Regions from separate parts of the Homo sapiens genome. Here region 2 is linked to region 1. A link is an interaction called in ENCODE POLR2A ChIA-PET data of the cell type or tissue named here. Cell type or tissue: IMR-90. All regions are shown on one strand. Each heading gives the region's core, and the rest is flanking DNA. Links, peaks and the distances in the headings are about the cores only.

Region 1 (7,652 bases), core at 3,406-7,405:
TTTCTCAGGGCTGCTTCAAGCGGGATTAGGGGCGGCGTGGGAACCTAGAGTGGGAGAGATTAAGCTGAAGGGAGGTCTTGTGGTAAGGGGTGATATTGTGGGGATGTTAGAAGAAACATTTGTCGTATAGAATGATTGGTGATGGACTGCATATGGTTTTGGATGAATTGAGAAACTAAATGGAATAAGAGAAGGAGAAAAACAGGTATAAAAGGTCTAAGAATTGGGAGGACCTAGGACATCTGATTAGAGAGTGCCTAAGGAGATTCAGCATAGTCCTGCCGGCAAAGATTATTTATTTACTTCAAGAGTTTAGAGTGGCAGTTTGGGGATAGCACCAGGAGATATCAGCTGTGATGGCTTGGAGAAACAGTATAAACCAGCAGTGTAAACAAGAGCAGGGCATGTATGAGTAGTTGAGAATGGTGAATAGGAGTATGACTAGACAAAAGATAGTAGGGATGACAAGTTTTTTTGGGGCACAGTCTAAGTTGGTCTGGTGTCGAATGGGACTGGGGCCTAATAAAAAGGAGCGTCTATACAGGAGCTTAAATGGGCTGTACCTTGTAGCATTCTGAGGACAGGCCTGAATTCTGAGAAACGAAAGTGGTGAAAGTATTGTCCAGTCCTTTTTAAGTTGGTGGCTGAGCTTGGTGAGGTGTGTTTTTAAAAGACCTTTAGTCCGTTCTCCTTTTCTTGAAGATGGAGGACCGTAAGGGATATAAAGGTTTCACTGAATACTAAGAGCCTGAAAAGCTGCTTGGCTGATTTGACTAGTAAAGGATGGTCTGTTATTAGACTGTATTGAGGTGGGAAGGCTAAACTGAGGAATTATGTCTGACAGAAGGGAAGAAATGACTGTGGTGGCCTTCTCAGACCCTGTAGGAAAGGCCTTTACTTATTCAGTGAAAGTGTCTATTTAGACTAAGAGGTATTTTAGTTTCCTGACTCGGGACATGTTGAGTAAAGCTAATTTGCCAGTCCTGGGTGGGGGCAAATCCTTGAGCTTGATGTGTAGGGAAGGGAGGGGGCCTGAATAATCCCTGAGGAGTAGTAGAATAGCAGATGGAACACTGAGAAGTTATTTCCTTGAGGATAGATTTCCACGATGGAAAGGAAATGAGAGGTTCTGAGAGGCGGGCTAGTGACTTGTACTATAGCATAGCCTGCCTTTGCTGGTGTGTGGCGATTAGGCCTGGTGGAACTGCCATCAATAAATCAAGCGTGATCAGGGTGAGGAATAGGAAAGAAGGAAATATGGGGAAATGGGGTGAATATCAGGTGGATCAGAGAGATACAGTCATGGGGGTCAGGTGTGGTATCAGGAATAATGTGGGAGGCCAGATTGAAGTCCGGGCCAGGAACAATGGTAATTGTGGGACTTAACAAAGAGTGAGTACAGCTGAAGGAGCTGGGGAGCAGAAAGTATATGCGTCAGGTATGAGGAAGAAAATAGATTTTGGAAGTTATGAGAAATGTAGAGAGTGAGTTGAGCATAGTTTGCGATTTTTAGGGCCTCTAACAGTATTAAAGCAGCGGCAGCCGCTGCACACAGACATGAGGGCTAGGCTAAAACAGTAAGGTCAAGTTGTTTGGACAGAAAGGCTACAGGGTGCAGTCCTGTCCTGGCTCTTGTGTAGGAATTCTGACTGCACTAACCATGCCTAGGAAGGAAAGGAGTTGTTATTTTGTAAGGGACTGAGGTTTGGGAGATTAATCAGACACGATCAGCAGGGAGAGCACGTGTATTTTTATGAGAATTATGCTGAGATAGGTAACAGATGAGGATGAAATTTGGGCTTGACTGAAGTAATGGGGGCTGTCTGTGAAGCCTTGCGGCAGTACAGCCGAGGTAATTTGCTGAGCCTAATGGGTGTCAGGGTCAGTCTAAGTGAAAGCAAAGAGAGGCTGGGATGAAGGGTGCAAAGGAATAGTAAAGAAAGCATGTTTGAGATCTAGAACAGAATAATGGGTAGTAGAGGGAGGTATCGAGTATGGGTTTGGCACCACCGGGTGGATAGGCAGAACAATTTGGTTGATAAGGCGCAGATTCTGAACTAACTTGTAAGGCTTGTCTGGTTTTAGGACAGGTAAAATGGGGGAATGGTAAGAAGAGTTCATAGGCTTTAAAAGGCCATGCTGTAGCAGGCGAGTGATAACAGGCTTTAATCCTTTTAAAGCGTGCTGTGGGATGGGATCTTGACATTGAGTGGGGTAAGGGTGATTAGGTTTTAATGAGACGGTAAGGGGTACATGATCGGTCACCAAGGAGGGAGTAGAGGTATCTTATACTTGTGGGTTAAGGTAGGGGGATACAAGAGGAGGACGCAAAGGAGGCTTTGGATTGGGAAGAAGGGCGGCAATGAGATGTGGCTGTAGTCCAGGAATAGTCAGGGAAGCAGATAATTTAGTTAAAGTGTCTCAGCCTAATAAGGGAACTGGGCAGGTGGGGATAACTAAAAAGGAGTGCTTAAAAGAGTATTGTCTAAGTTGGCACCAGAGTTGGGGAGTTTTAAGAGGTTTAGAAGCCTGGCCGTCAATACTTACAACAGTTATGGAGGCAAGGGAAACAGGCCTTTGAAAAGAAGGTAATGTGGAGTGGGTAGCCTCCGTATTGATTAAGAAGGGGACGCGCTTACTACCTTCTACCGTGAGAGTTACCTGAAGCTCGGCATCCGTGATGGTTTAGGGGGCTTCCGAGGCAATCGGGCAGTGTCAGTCTTCAGCTGCTAAGCCGAGAAGATCTGGGAAGGAGTCAGTCAGAGAGCCTTGGGCCAGAGTTCCAGGGGCTCTGGGAGTGGCTGCCAGGTGAGTTGAACAGTCGGATTTTCAGTGGGGTCCCACACAGATGGGACGCAGCTTAGGAGGAATCCCGGGCTGCGGGCATTCCTTGGCCCAGTGGCCAGATTTCCGGCACGTGTAGCAAGCTCCTGGGGGAGGAGGTTCTGGAGGAACCCCTGGCTGCTGTGGTTCAGGCGTTTGGACGTTCTTGTGTGCTGGAGATGTGGCTGGGGTTTGTCTCACAGTGGAGGCAAGGAATTGCAACTTTTTTCTGTTATTGTACACCTTGAAGGTGAGGTTAATTAAGTCCTGTTGTGGGGTTTGAGGGCCAGATTCCAATTTTTGGAGTTTTATTTAATGTCGGGAGCAGATTGGGTAGTAAAATGTATATTGAGAATAAGACGGCCTTTTGACCTTTTAGGGTCTAGGGCTGTAAAGCGTCTCAGGGTTGCTGCCAAACGAGCCATGAACTGGGCTGGGTTTTTATATTTGATGAAAAAGAGCCTAAATGCTTCTGATTTGGGATAAAGAAAAAGGAGCATTAACCTTGACTATGCCTTTAGCTTCAGCCACCTTTTTAAGAGTAAATTGCTGGGCAGGTGGGGGAGGGCTAGTCACGGAACGAAACTGTAAGCTGGACCAGGTGTGAGGAGGCGAGGTGATAAAAGGATTATAGGGTGGAGGAGCAGAGGCTGAGGAAGAATTGGGACCTAGCTCGGCCTGGCGAGGAGCAGCCTGGGGAGGAGGGGAAAGGTCAGATGGGTCTGTAGAAAAGGAAGATTAGAAAGACTCAGCGACGCTTGGGGTTGGGACTGAGGGGACAGGCGGAAGGGAAAGAAGGAAGATTTGGGACGAGTTGCATTGGGGACAAAGACTAGGAAGGGACTGATGTGTAAAAGAATGCCTGGACGTCAGGCAACTCAGACCGTTTGCCTATTTTACGACAAGAATTATTTAGATCTTGCAGGATGGAAAAATTCAAAGTGCCGTTTTCTGGCTATTTGGAGCTACTGTCGAGTTTGTATTGGGGTCAAGCGGCATTGCAGAAGAAAATAAGGCATTTAGGTTTTAGGTCAGGTGTGAGTTGAAGAGGTTTTAAGTTCTTGAGAACACAGGCTAAGGGAGAAGAAGGAGGAATGGAGGGTGGAAGGTTGCCCATAGTGAAGGAGGCAAACCTAGAGAAAAGAGAATGTAGAGACATGGAGGGAAGGGTTTCGGGGGTTCTTACCCTCCAGAAAAGCGGGAAGGGGGGTCAGGGCACGGAAATAAGGGATTGGGGCACAGAGATAAGAGGTTGGGGTGCAGAAATAAGGGATTGGGGCACAGAGTTGAGAGGTCGGGGTGCAGAAATAAGGGATTGGGGCACAGAGATAAGAGGTCAGGGTGCAGAAATAAGGAATTGGGGCACAGAGATAAGAGGTCGGGGTGTGGAAATAAGGAATTGGGGGTTCTTGCCCCCTAGAAAAGCGGGACTTGCCGCTAAGGGTGAAGAAGGGGTTGAGGGGTACTTGCCCCTCCCCCAGAAAGGCAGAGAAGGGGTAGAGACACGGAGAGAAGGGGTAGAGACACGGAGAGAAGGGGTTGGGGTACTTGCCCCTTCCCCAGAAAAGCAGAGAAGGGATAGAGACAAGGAGAGAAGGGGTTGGGGTACTTGCCCCTTCCCCAGAAAAGCGGGACTTGCCGCTAAGGGTGAAGGACCAAGGCAGGCGTCCCTGTGTGGTCTGACACCCTTGAAACGTGGGTGAATAATCAGAGAGGCATCCTTGCAATGATTAAACACCAAGGGAAGGCTGCCTTCCCAGTCCGTGACCGGCGCCGGAGTTTTGGGTCCACGGATAAAACGTGTCCCCTTTGTCTCTACCAGAAAATGAAAGGAATTGAAATTAAGAGAAGGGAGAGATTGAAATGTGGTGCCAAGATTGAAAGGAGAAAGAGGTTGAGGGATAGTGAGGGAGGTTGCAGAAGAGAGTAAAAAGAGGCTGCTTACCGGATTTCAAATTGGTGAGATGTTTCTTGGGCTGGTCAGTCTGAGGACCTGAGGTCGTAGGTGGATCTTTCTCACAGAGCAAAGAGCAGGAGGACGGGGGATTGATCTCCCAAGGGAGGTCCCCCGATCCGAGTCACGGCACCAAATTTCATGCACGTCCGTGTGAAGAGACCACCAAACAGGCTTTGTGTGAGTAACATGGCTGTTTATTTCACCTGGGTGCAGGCGGGCTGAGTCCGAAAAGAGAGTCAGCAAAGGGTGGTGGATTATCATCAGTTCTTATAGGTTTTGGGATAGGCGCTGAAGTTAAGAGCAATGTTTTGCAGACAGTGGGTGGAGCTCACAAAGTACATTCTCAAGGGTGGGGAGAATTAAAAAGAACCTTCTTAAGGGTGGGGGAGATTACAAAGTACATTGATCAGTTAGGGTGGGGCAGGAACAAATCACAATGGTGGAATGTCATCAGTTAAGGCTATTTTTACTTCTTTTGTGGATCTTCAGTTACTTCAGGCCATCTGGATGTATACGTGCAAGTCACAGGGGATGCGATGGCTTAGCTTGGGCTCAGAGGTCTGACAGTTATCACCTAAGATTCTGACTTTTAATTATATATAACAATTGTATGTATCTACATGCGTATATATATATTCAATGCAATACATATATATGACATAAATCAATGTGAGGATCCTAAATGTCCATCCTTTGTTCTAGGAAACAATGAACTAAAAATAACAATGGGATATTTATGATCTGAATTAAGGCTTTCTTTGTATAAACTCAGAAATTGAAATTTGTCTTCTATTTGTTTTTCCTTTTTTTAGGGACAGGGTCTTGCAGTGACATGATCATAGCTCACTGTAACCTCAAACTTCTGGGTTCAAGCAATCCTGCCTCAGCCTCCCCAGTAGCTAGGACCACAGGCGGCATTGCCATGCCCAACTAATTTTTTTTTTCTTTTTTTTTTTTTGTAGAGATGGGGTCTCACGATGTTGCCTAGGCTGGTCTCAAACTCCTGCCTTGGCCTCCCAAAGCACTGGGATTACAGGCATGAGCCAGCACACCTGGCAATTTGTCTGCTGTTTAGTGGAGGACAGCAGCAAGAAATGTATCCTCATAATCAAACAACTGGAATAAGAAGTAGAAACTACACTACAGCCCTATTTTGTGACCAAAATTACGTTTTAGCTGATAGCATAGAAAATGTGCTGGCAAAATGTGTAATGTTACGGATATTGCTTGGTGATTCCTTTTTCTCAATTCAGGGCCTATCAGCTAACTTTTACCTTGCGTACCTTCTGGTAATCAGGTGAGGACTAGGAATGGTCAAGTGCAGTAGTAACTTGCTGTCCCTGGAAGCACTCTTTCCAGAAGCCTAATAATTTGAAATAGTGCCCAAAGAACTGGGGAAGAGTTACAAGCCTGGGAGAAAAAAACCTACTAAGAAAAAAAAACTTAGCTAAAGAAATGAATGCCTCTGGCCGTGCGCGGTGGCTCGTGCCTGTAATCCTAGCTCTTTGGGAGGCTGTGGCGGGCAGATCACGAGGTCAAGAGTTCGAGACCAACCTGGCCAGCATGGTGAAACTTCGTCTCTACTAAAAATACAAAAATTAGCCAAGCATGGTGGTGTGCGCCTGTAGTCCCAGTACTCGGGAGGCTGAGGCAGGAGACTCGCTTGAACACGGGAGGTGGAGGTTGCAGTAAGCCGAGATTGTGCCAGTGCACTCCAGCCTGGGCAACAGAGTGAGACTCCGTCTCAAAAAAAACAAAACAAAAAACACCTCTCTCTTTCACTCTCTCTCATGCACGTGCACACACACACACACACACACACACACCACACAAACTGCATGGTACATGTTATCCAAAGGCTGAATTTCTTTGGACTGAATATCACTAGAAGTTTATATAATTGCTCTATATTAGCTAAAACTAATAATCATGTACCAAAAATATACTTTTTTTTTTTTTTACAAAATAACACAATTTATTACCATTTTGAAACAAATCACAAAATAACATTCAGAAACTCAACATTTCTAAATAACTTAATTCACAATAAGTTTAGTCATAAAGTCATGCTACAAAACTCCTGTGTATAAAAGATTATTACCAAGGTATTCATAGATGTTAAAATGTTCTTCAGAATGGAGTTGGTTCTAGAAGCCAAAGATTCTGGAATGATGCTCGTAATCATGACTGCCAGCCTGGGAGAGGAGCTGGCTATGCGCATGTGCTCTTAGCTTCCAACTCACCAGTCTTTTGATGGGAGTGATCCCTCCAGGCAGTAGCACCTCAGAGGCAGGTACCCTACTGATCACAGAGGCAAAGAGCCTCCCACCCATATAATGTTAGACAACTCTACATTCATTTAAAATCTAGAGGTGGGAATGATAATTCGCAAAGCTTCTATTCTGAGTAGGAGAACTACTTGACACATCCCCCAGAGGGATGATCTTGGATGTAACAGACATGGAAGACGACTCAAGTAGGGAAAAAGGGAAATCCTGACTCTGATTATGTCAAAAGACAGTTAACTACTCATGTGGGTTTAGAACGAGCAAGGGTGAGGTTTGATTCTCTAACATCCAAGTGCAGGCTAGATATTTACCCATCTGCCCTATGGAAGTCCTTTCCACCAACATCCAGTTCCTAAGTTTAAAGTGCAAATCTACTGAAAAATAGTTTACTATCCCTCTTCCCCTATGTTAAATTTGCTAGATCATAATTTGGTTGGCTGGGTCTCCTCTAAACTGCCCAATATGGGAAATTAACTAGAATCCAGTTAATGACTTCTCCAAATATCAAGTAAAAAGTTTTATCAGTTTATCTTAGGTCAGAGAAAGGTAAGACTCAGTCTAGTTCTTCCTTTCAGTTTTCTTCC
Region 2 (7,652 bases), core at 1,819-5,818, 280 kb before region 1:
CGCACGCCTGTAGTCCCAGCTACTCAGGAGGCTGAGGCAGGAGAATCGCTTCAACCCAGGAAGCAGAGGTTCCACTAAGCTGAGATCACACCACTGCACTCCAGCCTGCGCAACAGAGCGAGACTGCATCTCAAAAAACAAACAAACAAAAAATTATATATTTTAGGTGTACAGTTAAATGAGTTTTGACAAGAAATAGAAATTTCCTCATGCTCTTTTATAGTGAGTTTCCCTCACCCCTGAAACCAACCAATCACTAATTTGCTTCCTGTCACTATAAGTTTTGCTTATTCTTTTCATATAAATGGAATTATACAGTTTTTATTTTTATTTTTGTATATCTGGCTTTTTTCCTCTCAGCATAAAGTTTTTGAGAAGAATAATGGAACTTTAAAGTTTGATTTTTTTTTTTTTTTTGGAAACAGAGTCTCACTCTGTCTTCCAAGCTTGAGTGCAGTGGCACGATCTTGGCTCACTGCAACCTCCACCTCCCAGGTTCAAGCAATCCTCCTGCCTTAGCCTCCCAGTTAACTGAGATTACAGTTATGTGCCACCACACCCGGCTAATTTTTATAAATTTTTTTGTAGACATAGGGTTTCACCATGTTGCCCAGGCTTGGTTTCAAACTCCTGAGCTCAGGCAGTCCACCTTCCTTGGCCTCCCAAAGTGCTAGGATTATAGGAACAGGCATGAGCCACCACGCCTGGTGAAGTCATATATATATATATACATTTTTTTTTTCTGTTACCCAGACTGGAGTGCAGTGGCACAATGTTGGCTCACTGCAACCTCCGCCTCCCAGGTTCAAGCAATTCTTCTGCCACAGCCTCCAGAGTAGTTGGGATTATAGGCATGCACCACCACGCCTGGCTAATTTTTGTATTTTTAATGGAGACAGGGTTTCACCATGTTGGCCAGGCTGGTCTCAAACTCCTGGCCTCAAACTCCACCCACCCCGGCTTCCCAAAGTGCTGGGATTACAGACGTGAGCCACTGCACCCGGCCCTAAGTCATATATTTCAACTCCCTTCTTATTCAGATCAAAAATTTAAGTATAGAGAGTTTTGTTAAATTCAGTATTTTTATTTTTATTCTTATTTATTTATTTATTTATTTATTTTTTGAGAGGCGGAGACTTGCTCTGTCGCCCAGGCTGGAGTGCAGTAGTGCGACCTCAGGTCACTACAACCTCTGCCTCCCAGATTCAAGCGATTCTCCTGCCTCAGCTTCCCGAGTAGCTGGGACTACAGGCGTGCGCCACCACTCCCAGCTAATTTTTGTATATTTTAGTAGAGATGGGGTTTCGCCATGTTGGTCAGGCTGGTCTCAAACTCCTGACCTAAGGTGATCTGCCCGCCTCAGCCTCCCAAAGTACTGGGATTACAGGCATGAGCCATTGTGCCCAGCCAAACTCAGTATTTTTAAATTTTATTGTATATATTTGTTATGCAATAAACATGTAAGTTAATAAAATTTAAATTTCATGTTGTGAAGAATATAAGCAGAATCTCATTATAACAAAAAATCAGGCTCGGTGCAGTGGCTCATGCCTGTAATCTCAACATTTTGGGAGGCCAAAGCAGGAGGATTGCTTGAGGCCAGGAATTTGAGACCAGTCCAGACAACAAAGCAAGACCCCTATTTCTACAAAAAAAATTAAGTCCCGGTGTGGTAGCTCATGCCCAAAATCCCAGCTCTATGGGAGGCCAAGGCGGGCAGATCACCTGAGGTCAGGAGTTTGAGACCAGCCTGGCCAACATGGTGAAACCCCGTCTCTACTGAAAATACAAAAATTAGCTGGGCATGGTGGCTCACGCCTGTTGGTCAACTACTCAGGAGGCTAAGGCAGGAGAATTGCTTGAACTTGGGAGGCGGAGCTTGCAGTGAGCCGAGATCACGCCACTGCACTCCAGCCTGGGCAACAGAGCGAGACTCTGTCTCAAAAAAAAAAAAAGATTGAAACTGAAAATCATAGTAGGCCAGGCGCGGTGGCTCATGCCTGTAATCCCAACACTTTGGGAGGCCGAGGCGGGCGGATCACCTGAGGTCAGGAGTTCAAGACCAGCCTGGCCAACATGGTGAAACCCTGTCTCTAATAAAAATACAAAAATTAGCTGGGCATGGTGGCAGGCATCTGTAATCCCAGCTACTGGGGAGGCTGAGGCAGGAGAATTACTTGAACCTGGGAGGCAGAGGTTGCAGTGAACCAAGATCGTGCCATTGCACTCCAGCCTGGGTGACAAGAGTGAAACTCTGTCTCAAAAAAAAAAAAAAAAAAAATCATGGCAAAAAAGGACTCTGTATTACAGGCCCTAAATCCATTTTCCTTTGACTGTCAGTACAGAGGACTTAAGTCACTTATCCAAGGATGAGCAGCCTAATATGTCTCTGTGAGAACCTGAATCCTGATTCCTGATTTATTCCTCATTTATTCAACATAAGAGTGCTTACTGGGCCAGGTGCAGTGGCTTACGCCTGTAATCCCAGCACTTTGGGAGGCCAAGGCGGGTGGATCACGAGGTTAGGAGATCGAGACCATCCTGGCTAACACGGTGAAACCCCGTCTCTACTAAAAATACACAAAATTAGCCAGGCGTGGTGGTAGGCACCTGTAGTCCCAGCTACTCGGGAGGCTGAGGCAGGAGAATGGTGTGAACCCGGGAGGCAGAGGCTGCAGTGAGCTGAGATGGCGCCACTGCACTCCAGCCTGGGTGACAGAGCAAGATTCTGTCTCAAAAAAAAAAAAAAAAAGTGCTTACTATGTACTGGGTACTGGTGAAGTTACTGGAATACATTCAGCAGGGAACCAAAAATACAAAAATGGTCTTTGCACTCCTGTAGCTTACATTCTACTTCAGGAAGACAGAAAATAAACATCTGAACAAGTCAAAAGAAAGTTATGTTAGGTTCTGCAGGTGCTATGGAGGGAAAAAAAAAAAGCAGGGAAAGGCAGGTAGGGAATCTGTTGATAGTGTGGGGGAAATGCTATTTTAAATAGGACAGTCAGGGAAGAAGTCTTTGATAAAATTCAGTTGATCAGAGATCTTAGGGGGATGAAGAAGCAAGTTACACAAGACATTTGTGGGAAGAATATTCCAGGCTAAAGAAACAGCAGGTGCAAAGGCCAGAGGCAGGTATGTGCTTGGTATGTTAGGAACAGCATCCAGGAGGTCAGCATAGCTGGAGAGGAAAGAGCGATATGAGAGGTAAGGAGGCGGTAACCTCAGAGAGGCAGGGTTAAGGGGTGTTTATCATGTAGGATCTCAAATGCCAGTGTAATCACTTTGGCTTTTTCTTTTTCTTTTTTCTTTTTGAGACTGAATTTTGCTCTTGTTGCCCAGGACGGAGTGCAATGGCGCTATCTCTGTTCACTGCAACCTCCACCTCCTGGGTTCAAGTGATTCTTCTGCCTCAGCCACCCAAGTAGCTAGGATTACAGGCATGCGCCATCATGCCCGGCTAATATTCTATTTTTAGTATAGATGGGTTTTCACCATGTTGGTCAGGCTGGTCTCAAACTCCTGACTTCAGGTGATCCGCCCGCACTTTGGCTTTTTCTATAAGAAGGAAGCCACTGGAAGGTTTTTTGTTTTTTGGCGTTTTGTTTTGTTTTGTTTTGTTTGAGACAGAGTCTCACTCTTGTTACCCAGGCTAGAGTGCAATGGCGCGATCTCGGCTCACTGCAACCTCCACCTCCTGGGTTCAAGCGATTCTCCTACCTCAGCCTCCCAGGTAGCTGGGATTACAGGTGCCCACCACCATGCTAATTTTTTTGTATTTTTAGTAGAGATGGGGTTTCATCATGTTGGCCAGGCCGGTCTCGAACTCCTGACCTCAGGTGATCCACCTGCCTCGGCCTCCAAAAGTGCTGGGATGAGAGGTATGAGCCACCATGCCCGGCTGCCACTGGAAGGTTTTGAGCCAAGGAAACACATGATTTGACGTCCATTTTTAAAGCACCGTTCTGGCTGCTGTTTTGAGAACAAACTGTAGGATGGGGGAGAAAAGTGGAGAAGGCAAGAGCAGAAGCTCTCTTGCTGTGCTTCATCCTGTTCACTTATCTGTCTTTAAAAGTTTGTTTATATATAACTTAACTGGTTTTTCCTGGTTGAAACAGGATCCAGAGGTCATTATGTGGTATGTTTCATCCATCAGAAATGAGAACAGCAAACAGACTAGCGTTCTTCCTATCCTATTTGGAGAATTCTTTTTTCTTTCCCTTGATAATTATATAAACATAAGACATTAACACCCATATCAATGGTCTGTATTATGGAGAGGCAAGATGTTTTTGCAAGATCGTCATTCCCATCTCCTGAAACAGGATTCCTTAAGTCTAGATCTGGAGTCTCCCCATGCTCTAGAGACCCTAGCCATGTGCCAGAATCTGACAGGAGCTGGTAGCAGAGTACCTCAGCCCTTAGGTGTGAACTTCACCACAGCAGGTTCATGTCAGCTCATCTAAGGAATGGAGTGGGAAGGCTCCTCCTAGTTTCCAGTGTATGTCCAGGTAGAGTTTATCAGGTTTAAAAAGTTACAGGATCCTGATTTGAGCTGGCAGGGTTAAATATATGCCTTTCCATAGGTCCAGTTCACCTATACATTTAGATGGTTTGGTTTAGCTTTACTTAAAGTCAAAGGAATCTCTGTGTTTGTGTTTTTGCAAGAAACTGGTAATGGCTTGCCTAGTTTCTTCTCTAGTTTCTTAGGGCAAAGGAATGAGTTTTGCCAAAATTTTATCTAGGAAAAATGGAGTAGTTTTCTAAGTCTTACAGGACACTGTCAAAATATGGAAATCTATTTTATTGCCTTAGGGAATTCTTTTTTTTTTTTTTTCCTTTTTCTCTAGGTAAAGGAGATCTTCAGGAAGTCACCTTTCCTGGTACCAAAGGGCAGTGTTAGCATCATGGATGGATCCGACGAAGGTGGGAGAGGTGTTGATATGCGTTCCAGGGGGAGAGGGGCAGGATCAGTGAAAGATCTAACTAAAGGAACTGGGGCCAGGAATAAACAGAAGGAATGAGATAGCAGGAAATAGAAGACAGGGAGAAGGGAACATGTGCTCTAGACATGGAATTTAGAGAGGAAAAAAAAAAAACAAGGTTGGGGCCAGGAAAGAGAAAAAATGCTCTGGGATCTAATCCTTGTCTTTCTTTCTTTTTAGGCATATTAGCTTGGGTTACTGTGAATTTTCTGACAGGTAATACATCCTCAAGTTTATCTTTAGAGCTTAACTAGCTTTTACATGCATAGTCAGAGGAGTAAAAGCCTTTTCTTTCATTCTGTATTGTTTCTTCTTCTTTAAAAAAGGAAAAGAGGCTGGGTGTGGCAGTTCATGCCTGTTAATTCCAGCGCTTTGGGAGGCTGAGTTGGGCAGATCACTTGAGGCCAGGAGTTCAAGACCAGCCTGGCCAACATGGCGAAACTCCGTCTCTACCAAAAATACAAAAATAGCTGGGCATGGTGGTGTGTACCTGTAGTCCCAGCTACTCAGGAGGCTGGAGAATCACTTGAACCCAGGAGGCAGAGGTTGCAGTGAGCTGAGAGCCGAGATTGCGCCACTGCACTCCAGGCTGGATGATAGAGCAAGACTCTGTCTCCAAAAAGGCCTTCCAAAAAAAAAAAAAACACCTGCCTTGAAGGCCTCTGCTGCAACAAGAGTCCTTCCGAGTTGACATTCACCTGCAGCCTTGGGGCTGGGGAGCAGTGGAGTATGTATGGAATACCTTCAGTGTATGATAAGAGCAAGAGAGACAAGTGTTGGGCTGCCCAGGATGTCGAGGCTATTTAGAGCTGGCTCTCATTTGACAGGTCAGCTGCATGGCCACAGACAGGAGACTGTGGGGACCTTGGACCTAGGGGGAGCCTCCACCCAAATCACGTTCCTGCCCCAGTTTGAGGTGAGTCATTTAATGAAGATCTGGTTAGAAGTGCACTTGGCAGGCGTATCATGGTGCCAAGAAAGAGGCGCCCCATTTTCAGCCAGCAGCTCTACCACGCTTAGGCAGAGTCAAGTCAATTAATAACTAGGTGAATGTTCCCTTGCCATCTCACTGTTCAGAATCCCTTCGTTTCCTCAAGCCTAGTGAGATTAGCCCCTTAATCTGTCTTCATCTCTGATTTTTTGCTGGGAGGGACGGGTGGTGGTGTGAACATCTTCAGGTAATTACAGATCCTGAATAGTCTTTTTGCTTTTTCTGATTTGCAGAAAACTCTGGAACAAACTCCTAGGGGCTACCTCACTTCCTTTGAGATGTTTAACAGCACTTATAAGCTCTATACACATAGGTGAGGACGGGGACAGGGAAGAAGAATATTTCATGTTGTATGATTCTCCTAACTTTCCAAAGCATTCTCAAATCTGTTATTGTATCTGATTAGCAAAAACAAAGTCTGTGCCAATTCCCTAAGGCCTATCAACTGAAACCCGGTCCACTTACAAAGCCGGAGGAGCCTAAGAGGCTTCTCCATTCTTGGCCTCAAAAGCATTAATATATGACTTAAGAGTCAAAAGTTTTCGGCTGGGTGCAGTGGCTTCATGCCTGTAATCCCTGCACTTTGGGAGGCCGAGGTGGGTGGGTCACCTGAGGTCAGGCGTTTGAGACCAGCCTGGCAAACATGGTGAAACCCCGTCTCTACTAAAATACAAAAATTAGCTGGATATGACAGCGCACACCTGTAATCCTAGCTATTCAGGAGGCTGAGGCAGGAGAATCATTTGAACCCTGGAGGCGGAGATTGCAGTGAGCCGAGATCACACCACTGCACTTCAGCCGGAGCGACAGAGCAAGACTCAGTCTCAAAAAAAAAAAAAAAAAAAGAATCAAAAGCTTTCTGTAGGGAGAGGACACTTCAAGAAGGCTCAGGCAAAGCTCCTTGCCAGCTCCTTTGAGCTGGCCTTCAGAGGTTCAGAATCCAGCCTGGAATGTGATCCCAGTTGGGGCTAGGAGCTAAGCTAAAGAGAGCTTTTCTGGGAATGGTTCCTAGTGTGGGACCCTAGGAATTGTCACTGTCTCTGGCCTTTGAATGATAACTGTGGGGAATTCTTACTGCATAGCCTTGATCCAAACTGTGCAGAAATTACCCCTTGTTGACCACAGGAGATGAATATGTCACAGACAGAACAAGGTTTTCATCTTTCCAGAGGGACACAGGAACAATGTTACTTTTGAAAGAGGTAGCTTTAGGCTAGAGAACTTCAGGACCAGCATGAAATTAGTCAATCCTGTATTTTACAGTTACCTGGGATTTGGATTGAAAGCTGCAAGACTAGCAACCCTGGGAGCCCTGGAGACAGAAGGTTTGTCTGGGTACCTGTGCTGGGGGGGGATGGTGAGGGTGACACAGATACTCCGCTTGCTTCTTCCCTTCCTTGATAGCCATTCTATGAAGGAAAAGATTATGTTGAATTGGGAGGCAAATGTTGTATAATGGACCTAATAATGGCAAACTCCTTTTCTAGTTTATAAGTTCAGAAGTTTTGATGTATATTATTAGCCATTTTTAGAATGAGGTCTACTTGTTCAGGGGTAACAGCCTATGTCTAGGCAGCTGAAGTGTCTGCAGAAATCCCAGGCTTTACGAATACATTCAGCAGGAGCTTGCTCAAGCCCTGAGCTTTACATTGGAGGCACAGGAAGCAGAGTCTGTT

The links. Peaks named below come from ENCODE experiments on the same cell type or tissue, not always from the same donor. Only the 100,000 strongest peaks of a DNase experiment are listed, where the experiment ranks them.
Region 2: POLR2A ChIA-PET joins it to region 1 with 9 read pairs; 2 of 35 experiments call an interaction of 5 or more read pairs at or near these places.

Annotation. Positions count from the first base shown.
Region 1 is chr14:73,701,033-73,708,684 of GRCh38, reverse strand. DNAL1 (dynein axonemal light chain 1) reads right to left here. Exons shown (of 8, transcript NM_031427.4): 8 at 4,953-7,652. Among named protein-coding and RNA genes, the nearest start is that of PNMA1, 9.5 kb to the left of the region's middle. In IMR-90, for the core only: no CTCF peak of the experiment used is centred there; no DNase peak of the experiment used is centred there.
Region 2 is chr14:73,974,573-73,982,224 of GRCh38, reverse strand. ENTPD5 (ectonucleoside triphosphate diphosphohydrolase 5 (inactive)) reads left to right here. Exons shown (of 16, transcript NM_001249.5): 7 at 4,851-4,926; 8 at 5,166-5,201; 9 at 5,813-5,901; 10 at 6,210-6,289; 11 at 7,240-7,301. Among named protein-coding and RNA genes, the nearest start is that of COQ6, 28 kb to the right of the region's middle. In IMR-90, for the core only: no CTCF peak of the experiment used is centred there; a DNase peak (open chromatin) is centred at 4,104; H3K27ac peaks cover 606 bases.